Linked DNA regions of Homo sapiens: region 1 is linked to region 2. A link is an interaction called in ENCODE POLR2A ChIA-PET data of the cell type or tissue named here. Cell type or tissue: PC-3. All regions are shown on one strand. Links, peaks and the distances in the headings refer to the core of each region. The heading gives the core; the rest is flanking DNA. Region 1 overlaps CAST (calpastatin). Region 2 overlaps LOC101929710 (a long non-coding RNA gene).

Evidence for each region. Peaks named below come from ENCODE experiments on the same cell type or tissue, not always from the same donor. Only the 100,000 strongest peaks of a DNase experiment are listed, where the experiment ranks them.
Region 1: POLR2A ChIA-PET joins it to region 2 with 6 read pairs; 2 of 35 experiments call an interaction of 5 or more read pairs at or near these places.

The regions. Positions count from the first base shown.
Region 1 is chr5:96,694,995-96,699,399 of GRCh38, reverse strand. It overlaps CAST (calpastatin), which reads right to left. Exons shown (of 32, transcript NM_001750.7): 3 at 3,493-3,564. Among named protein-coding and RNA genes, the nearest start is that of CAST, 35 kb to the right of the region's middle. In PC-3, for the core only: no CTCF peak of the experiment used is centred there; no DNase peak of the experiment used is centred there.
Region 2 is chr5:96,277,984-96,282,388 of GRCh38, reverse strand. The region is part of intron 1 of LOC101929710 (a long non-coding RNA gene); the gene reads right to left. It also overlaps a transcript of CAST not described here. Among named protein-coding and RNA genes, the nearest start is that of PCSK1, 150 kb to the left of the region's middle. RefSeq lists an enhancer at 2,041-2,090. In PC-3, for the core only: no CTCF peak of the experiment used is centred there; a DNase peak (open chromatin) is centred at 2,038; H3K4me3 peaks cover 375 bases; H3K27ac peaks cover 2,625 bases.

The DNA.
Region 1 (4,405 bases), core at 140-4,139, 420 kb before region 2:
TCCTTAAGAAATTCCTTTTTGGCTTAGTCAGAGTGGGTTCTAATTGGAACTAACAACTTTAACCAGTACATCTTCTTAATAGCATGGTCTTCTACAGAGACATTCCTAATGCAATTTGAACCTCGGTTTCCTCACCTGAACAGTCAGGTTGGTGAAATAGAAGTTGTCTGACAAGTCTTCCAGAAATAAAATTGCATGACTGGTTATGGATCACAACTATTTTCATATAGGCTTTAGTAAGAGTCCGTATAATTTCCGCAGCCTCATCTTCACTACTGATTTACCAAAAATTAAATTTTAAGAACTAAATATTTTACACTAATTATTTTGAATTAGAAAAATTTACATCACTTAAGAGCATTAGATCTTTGAAACCTAAAACTGCATAGCAGAAGGGATATTATTTGAGGGCCCAATTCCTCATTTTGTAAGCATTCTCATAAAACAATTCTACAATATATAGAAACCATTCTCTAATACATAGCTTACACATATGCTTCAAATTAAGTACTTAATTTTTAAAACTTTAAAGTTTTCTTAATAATTGTAAAATTATCACTTATTTTGAATTTCAAATTAACTATTTCCAGAATCAAGAAAACTAGCACTAGTTCTCACTTCCAATTCTATCTACCACTCTGTCACGCCTTTTCAGAATGTGTTGGGAGAATATTATTTTGCCTGTGTGTGCCATGATAACTGTGTAATAAAAGGCTTCAAGTTATGCTATTACCCCCAGCTTTTCTAAATGATGCATGGGTATGTAATTCCTTAAGGGATAATGCTATGAGTTACAACCATTCCAATCTGGCATCAAAAGAAGAAATAAGCAATTACGTTTGTTCAACACCTTATAAAAGTAAAAAATATGAGAACGGAAGGGGTGAAGAATCAAACCCTGGAGAACTCACATTTAGGAAACTGGCAAAGGAAAGTGAGTCAGAAAAGCATGGTGAGAAAGAGAAACAGCAGACATAAGAATGGAAATGGGAGAGGATGGTGTTTTTAAAGCCAAAAAAAGAATTTCATGTTTGCTGTTAAATACTAAAGCAATAAACATATAGCTAAATCATCTCCACTTCCCAGTTATGCCCTGCCCCTCCCAGCTCTTAAGACAGAACAGGGTTTGTGGGGAGATGTTCAAATTCTTTATAACTATCCCATCTCAGAAAAATAGGGTAACTTCTACGTTAAAAAAAAGAAACATGGAAAGGGTCTGATTCTTATGATTACGTTCAAGAAAAAACTGGGTGTGGTTTTCCACAATGTACTAAACCTTCAAAAGTTTAGATAATAGCAAGTGTGGGAACATTTACAAATAACTCACTAAATCTCACTGGGTGGGTGTTTTGCTAATGAGGTGTATCATTTTTAGTGGCATAATTTAAGTGTATGCTAAATACAAGTCCTGATAACAATAAAAGTTAATCTTTTTTAGTTGAAGACTCTCTTTTATTTGGAGACCTGGAAATAACAGAATATGAAGATTAACATGATCAATCACAGGAGAGGTCCATTTTCCCAGCACCTGCTAAATGCCAGGGCCAGGCCTAAGTGTTAGTATTTATTTTCTTTCATTTAAGGCTCTCAACAGCCCTGACAAGAGAAGTCCAACCCTCATTTTACAGATGAAGAAACTGAAGCTCAGTGGGACTGGACAAATAATAGTGGCAAAGAGGAAATCCAAACTCATATTTGTTTGTGTAAGCAACTCTCTCACCCAGTGGCCATCAGTGAATGCTGTGGTGTCTCCAGCAGCAGTAAAGAATGGCTAACAAAGAGCAGACCTCAGTTTTGAATTTATGTTGGTTCCAAATGTTAATTAACTCCCTGTATTTACGATTCATGGTCTTTCAATGATTTTTATATTTTTATTGACTGGTAGCAGAGAGCTTTGAAAAGGTCTTTAAAAGGCACGGGTCTTAAAGTGGCATGGTATTTAGCGTTAGAGCTTCTCAGCTGATTATTGGTTTGGGCACCATCAGGGACTTGGAGAGCAGTCAGAACTCTGAGTGACACGAAAATACTAACTCTTCATTGAGCAAGTGACATCTATGAGAAAGTCTGACTTCCATAAGATAGCCACCAGTTTTAAAGAAAAAAAAAAGCTTACGTTAAATAGTTGTATAGATACTCCTGAAACATAGGTTGAGGTTTTAGATAATCTTGGACATACTAAAAGACCACAAAGTTGAAATGGGTTGAATGTAACAACTTTTTTTTTCTTTTTTTTGAGACAGGGTCTCACTTTGTTACAAGGCTGGAGTGCAGTGGCGCTATCTCGGCTCACTGCAACCTGTGCCTCCCGGGTTCAAGCCATTCTCCTGCCTCAGCCTCCCCAGTAGCTGGGACTACAGGTGCGCACCACCACACACCATGCCCAGCTAATTTTTGTATTTTTAGTAGAGATGGGGTTTCACCATCTTGGCCAGGCTGGTCTTGAACTTCTGACCTCGTGATCTGCCCACCGTGGACTCCCAAAACAATTTTATTTATCAAAAATTACTAGCTAACATTATAAAATTAGACTTTCTTTTTATTTTTGAGACAGAGTCTTGTTCTATTGCCCAGGCTGGAGTGCAGTGGCACTGTCACAGCTCACTGCAGCCTCGACCTCCCAGACTTAAGTGATCCTCCAACCTCAGCCATCTGAGTAGCTGGGACTATAGGCACGCATCACCAAGCCTGGCTAATTTTTAATTTTTTTTTTTTTAGGAGAGAAAGGGTCTTACTATGTTGCTCAAGCTGGTCATGAACTCCTGGGCTCAAGTGATCCTCCTGGTGATCCTCCTGCCTCAGCCTCCCAAAGTGCTGCGATTACAGGCATGAGCCACTGTGCCTGGCCATTTTCTTGCCTCGAAAGGTGAGGTTTCAGTGATTTTTATAAGTTGCAAAACTTTGAAGGGTTATATTACCAAAAATTGCTTAGATGGAGTTTATAAGACCCAGCATTGTCAAAGACCTCTTAACAGGAAACCTGGGTTCAAGCCCTATCTCCATCTTACTGGCGTTGTGAGCTTGTCAAGGTTACTTAACCTCCTTGAGCTCTGGTTTCCTCAGGTATAAAGGAATAAGAAGAAGATTGTGAGGGGATTACGTGATATAATTACATAAAGCACTAGCAGCACGCCTGGTGTGGTTAATGCCCATGAGGAGGATATGAATTATTTTCTAAAGTGGGAGCACTACGTTTTTACTCACAGTATGTTCAAAAGTTTAATATTATCTGCAGATAGTCATCATAATAATTAATATTTATTTAACGCTTATTATATGCCAAGAAGATTTATACAATAAATGGTTTTACTAGGTTTTAAATCATTCACATCATTATTAAGAAATTATATTCTCTCTTCTAGCACAGAAATGATACTTTGTTAAAAAACCTTCAGTGATATCTGGACACTGTTTGCCATTCCTACAGGCCCCACCCACTAATCATATCCCTGTAGAATACAGTAGGGGTCTTTTCGTGTTCAGGAAATCACTGACCTTGGTGGCCGAGGCTGTTCCACCAGCATAGGTTCTGGAGGATTGACTGCTGCCGAGGCTTGCTGCTTTTTTCTTGAAAATAGAAAATATTAGTTTCAATGGGGGAAAACACCTTACCAATGTAGTCAAATGCAAACTTACATATCAATACAAATATTTTCTCAAGCAAAAATCAGACTAATATTTGAAACACACCCAAAGTAAACATATGCTTTGAATTTTTCGTTACTTTGCCTGAAGATGATACAAATATTGAAATGAAGAGTAAGTTGAATAAGTCTCAATTGTTCAATATTCAGTGATTTTGGAGAACTGCAAAACTCACTGAGGCAGTTCTCATGTACTTCCAAAAACTTCACTCACCCTTACAGTGCCATAGAGAGTATACAATGTTACAATGTCTATGCAGGGTGATTTAGAAATATGTATCAAAGATGCTATTCTACTTGTAAAAATGTATCTTAGGGAAATAAGAGAAGAGAAAAAGTATTTTTCTACAAAGATACTGATCACAGTACTATAACCTAAAAAAGCTGAAAACAGTATCTATAATAATGAATGTTTATTAAGTACTATGGTGTGCCAGGTAATTATTAGAATAATAGAATTATAGATAGTAATAGGATAAAATGCTTCAAGAATAAAGCCTCTCAGAACGTTATTCTAAGTACTCTAAGTGTTTTAAATACCATGAGTAACAAGATAAACCAATATAAACCTAATACTATTGTTATCTCCACTTTATGGGTGAGGGGACTGAGGAACAGAAGGAATAAATTACTTGGCCATGGTGACAGTTAGTAAAAGGCAGGATATCTGCTCCAGACTCCAATCTCTTACCTACCTATACTGCATCCCATAATAGGGGGTTACGTTATGGGAGAGCCATAGGATGAAATATCATCTGGTTATT
Region 2 (4,405 bases), core at 158-4,157:
GATGTTCCTCTGACCATTTTGTACAGAAATGATAGCGGAAGTAGATTTTTTTCACTCAGCGAAGGAACTGAATTTTGCCTCTCAGTTGACACAGGATAAAACAGAATGTTCTCATGCTGAAGCTGGAGACAGAGAAGCTGTGGTGGACGTCTGTTATTTATAGCAATCCAGCTTCCCTGCCTCCTTTGTCTGGTATTAGACACCCCACCCCCACCCCGCCAACACACACATAGCTTTTCTCCTGGAGGAATCCATCCCATGTGGTGCGTATGTTACCTTTCCGGCTCTACCCTCATCACCACCACGGGGGTGAGCACATGCTAGGTCTGGTCAAACCACCCCAGAAAGTGATCGTTCAACAATGGACATAGGACTCAAGTGGAGCCTATAAGAGCGTTGCCAGGAGTTTTTTACAGGACCTGAGAAGATGCTCTCTCCATGGAGTTGATAAAGCTAATAGAATTTCTACTAGCAGAAGATGTTAATTGTTCTCCAATATCTGTTCCCTCTTTTTTTCACAATAATAAAGTTTCAGCTAGGCAAATGGTCTTACACAATACGTAGAATAAAAGCCTACATTTTCCAGCCTTCCTTGGAAAATGTAGCTACATATGGCCACATCAATGCCATGTAAGTGAAAATGTCATGTGAGAGCTTTCAGATACCTTTTTTAAGAAACAGTTGCTTTGTACCCTTCATCATTACTTCTCTCCTCGCGCATCTGCTGCTTGGGACATGGACATCATGGCCGGAGCTCCATTGTGAACCAGGGATGGCAAGGCAGAAAACTGTAATGATAAGCAGCTGAAGTCTTCTGGGGGACATAATTGTCTTACTTGCCGTGAATTGCTTACAACTAGACCCTTATGTGAGAGAGAAATAAACTATCTTGTTTAAGCCACTTAGCATTTTTCCTGTTACTTGCAGCTGTAATTAACTGCTGATTAATCTTGGTTAATTCATTGCCTTCATCAACTGTTCACCACACACAGAGACACTGCCTGAGCATGAAGACAACTCAGAGAAAGGCAGAGCAAAAACAAAAAGAATTCTGTTAATATAATTTGAGTCACCGGATCTAGTCACGCCTAAAGTCATGCTACCTTTTGAGTTTTTCAGTTAAATAAGCCAGCCTATTTACTTGTTGCTTAGGATGTTAAAACTTGAGTTTCTGTCATTTGCAACAACAACAATAAAAGTCCAGATGAATCAGCAACCATGAGGAAGTATTGCTCTCAATAATGCATATGACATTATTTTGACCAATTATGGGCTCTAGAATTGGGAGTCAGAATCAATGTATCTTGATATCTCCAGATTCTCAAGAGACAGAGAGGTCTAAACTGACATCTGGATTACATTATCATCCACATTATTCCTTTGCCATGGGCATATTGTTTCTATTATTTTAAACACCACATGGAGCTCCACAGGCTTGCAAGACATTTCCCTGGAAATTAATAATTCAGGAAGATTCACCTGGCTTCAAAGTACAGGAGGGACTGAAAGGATTTTGAAGGGTGGAATGGAATCGCAGAGACCAGTTAGGAGTAGGAATTGAGGTAACAGGGGCTTAGTGTTAGTGTGAATACATACAAAAGGACAACAGTTAAGAAAAAAAAAAAAATCTTACCTCTACCTTTAACACATGTTCTGTTCTACTGGTATTTTATATTAGTAAAGTGGTTCATAGTTCATGAAGTATTTTCACATACATTATCTCATTTGATACTTAAATAAGCAAAGTGAGTAACTAGTGTTACCATTTTACAGAAGTGGAAACTGAGGCTTAGTGTGGGTATGGGTCTTACCCAAAGTCATGTTGGTGTCAGAGCAGGGGCCAAAACCCAGATTTTCTGATTAGCAGTTGAATCTGGATGCATTGGCTCTCTCCGTACAGAGACTTACCTATAAGCAAAATTTTCTTTTCAAGCAACTTCATTCAGTTTTGTTTGTGAATTCTACTTCATTGTTAGTCATTTCATTGTTCTCTTCTTACTCATTACCTGTCCTGAGAAGTGATGTAGGCTGAGAGACAAAACTTTATCCTAATATGAATCATCTTTATAATGCAATATTGGAACCAAGGAGTGTGTGTGTGGGGACTGGGGGAGTGGAATTAGGAACTACCAAACAGCAACAAAAACCACAACGTTGAGTACCAGAGAATGAATTTACGGTAATTTAAAAAATCTTTTTCTCTGCTTAGTGCCTCCAATACGAGATCACCTCTTGTTCATTATGGCACCAGTAGGCCTGATTATTTTAATAATTTACCATTTCAAGGAGCCATGGAGACAGAAAGGAAATTGCTTTTAGACAATGTGTTATTCAAGCAAACGGAAATGGTTTCTGAACCACAGAAAACAAATAAACATGCCTCTACCTGGAACTTCATTAGTGTTTGCCTGTTGTCTGGCGCTAAAGGATGTGCTTTAAAAAAATGGTGCAGTGTGTGCTTGGAGATTCTGAATGTTAGTGGGGCTATCTGAACTCTAAAAGAAGAGGATGTTGACTGTGTCTAGGACCACTGAACTTGGATGAACTCCTACAGGCTGGGTGTGAAACCACATGCTAAATGTCTTCCCATACAGCAAAATAAGATGCCAAATCCTTAATGGTCAGCTCAGTTTTTATAACTTCTCAAGAAGCATATTTTATTATTACTCAAAATATAATGCAAGTATACCATGTATAGCTGTGGTATAAGAACATTAATCAGAACATTGATACATGGTGCTCTAGTGACACTGTAAAGCCTTCTAGAAGAATTACCCATCTTCTGTTCTTATCATGTCTATTAATGTGCCTTTCATCCTTTGCTTGTGAATTAAAAAATACGTTGTTTGGAATTCTGTGGGATCCTGCTGAATTCCTTAGGACCATGGTCAAACATAGCTAAATGGTTATCCTTTTCCATAATATTATTCTTGGGCATGGAAAGGAGTATCTTTTTAATAAAGGAAAATTGGCAGGGGGATTCCTTGCAGTGCAGGCCTGGTTTGGCACAAAAAGTGAGGTGTTAGAGATGCAAACATCTCATCTTCAGATCCGCAGCTGGCAAAAACACAAGGGGACACATTTCCCTGGCAAGACTGGGCCATCTGCAGCACCACAGTGGGCCTCAAGTCTCTGGACTGACCTTCGATCAAATGGTAGAAATCCAGAGTAAAGCAATGTGACCTGGCAAACAGAGGCTCCTGGAGCAGAGTGTGTGATTTCTTCCATTCCTGCAGAGATCCTCATTTGGCTGGAAGTCCACCCGAGAGACCAAGTGTTTCCAGATATTTGGCAGAAAAAGAAATACTCTCTTTTCAGCTTTCTCTAATTCAAAGAAATAGAATGCTGACAAGAAAATATGAGTATCATCCATCCTTCTGATATAGCATTAATAGCTGTACAGATTTTAATGTTTATACATAATGGTGCTAACAGTGGCTGCTTATATGGTCATTATAAGACTACAACATTTTTTAAGCTATAGGATATGATGAGAGATAGTAGATGAAATATGTGGATGCATGTATTTATGCATATGTATATATACATGCATGTAACTGCATGTGTGTGGCATGATACATGATGAAATATGAATGCATGTGCATACATGCACAGTGTATGTGTATATGCATGTGTGTGTGTATACACAAGTGGTATATTGAGCATGCAGGACTCAAGAGGTGTAATCACAAAAAGCCATTTTGCTTTTGTTTTCTATCTTCTGCTGTCTTTCGTAGGCAGGGGACATCTTCCTCTTCCCCTGGATGGAAATAAGCAATCCCATGCTTTTTCTAAGCATACCTAGGATATACAAAATCCTATGATCACTTTAAGTTGTAAAATATAATCCTTAATTCAGATACTAGAAATTCCAGCTGCATGTATGAACCAGTGTGGCAGAAGCTACCATGTTCTCCACCCCATTCCCCATTCCATTTACCAGGCAGGTACACCCATCTCTCAGTTGCTGTGAAGATTACCTAGGCATGGTTTCCGGAGTGTTCTCTCAGAACTGCCATTAGCTGGCAGGTACCATCCTGCCTGGTAAATCTTGACCCCCTCACCACACACACACATCAAAGACTGATTACAAAGGGACAAAAGGCCAGCCTGTGGTTCTAGGAGGAACAGTCTGCTGTGCAACTTACATACAAACCACTCCCCCACAGATGAGGGAAGGCTAGATGTCTCCTGAAATCACATACTTGCTTGGCTTCTTCTTCTTCATCCCTAACCTTACTGACTTTTTCTGAAGAGCATTCCTTAAAATTTTGTTCTCCCCTAAATCCCACTCTCAGACTCTGCTTCTAGAAAACCCAATCTAAGACAAAACAAAATTGAAAAAAAAAAACTCTATTTTAATTCAAAATTAAGACTCCCCACCCTCCAGTTAAGGTACAGCTGT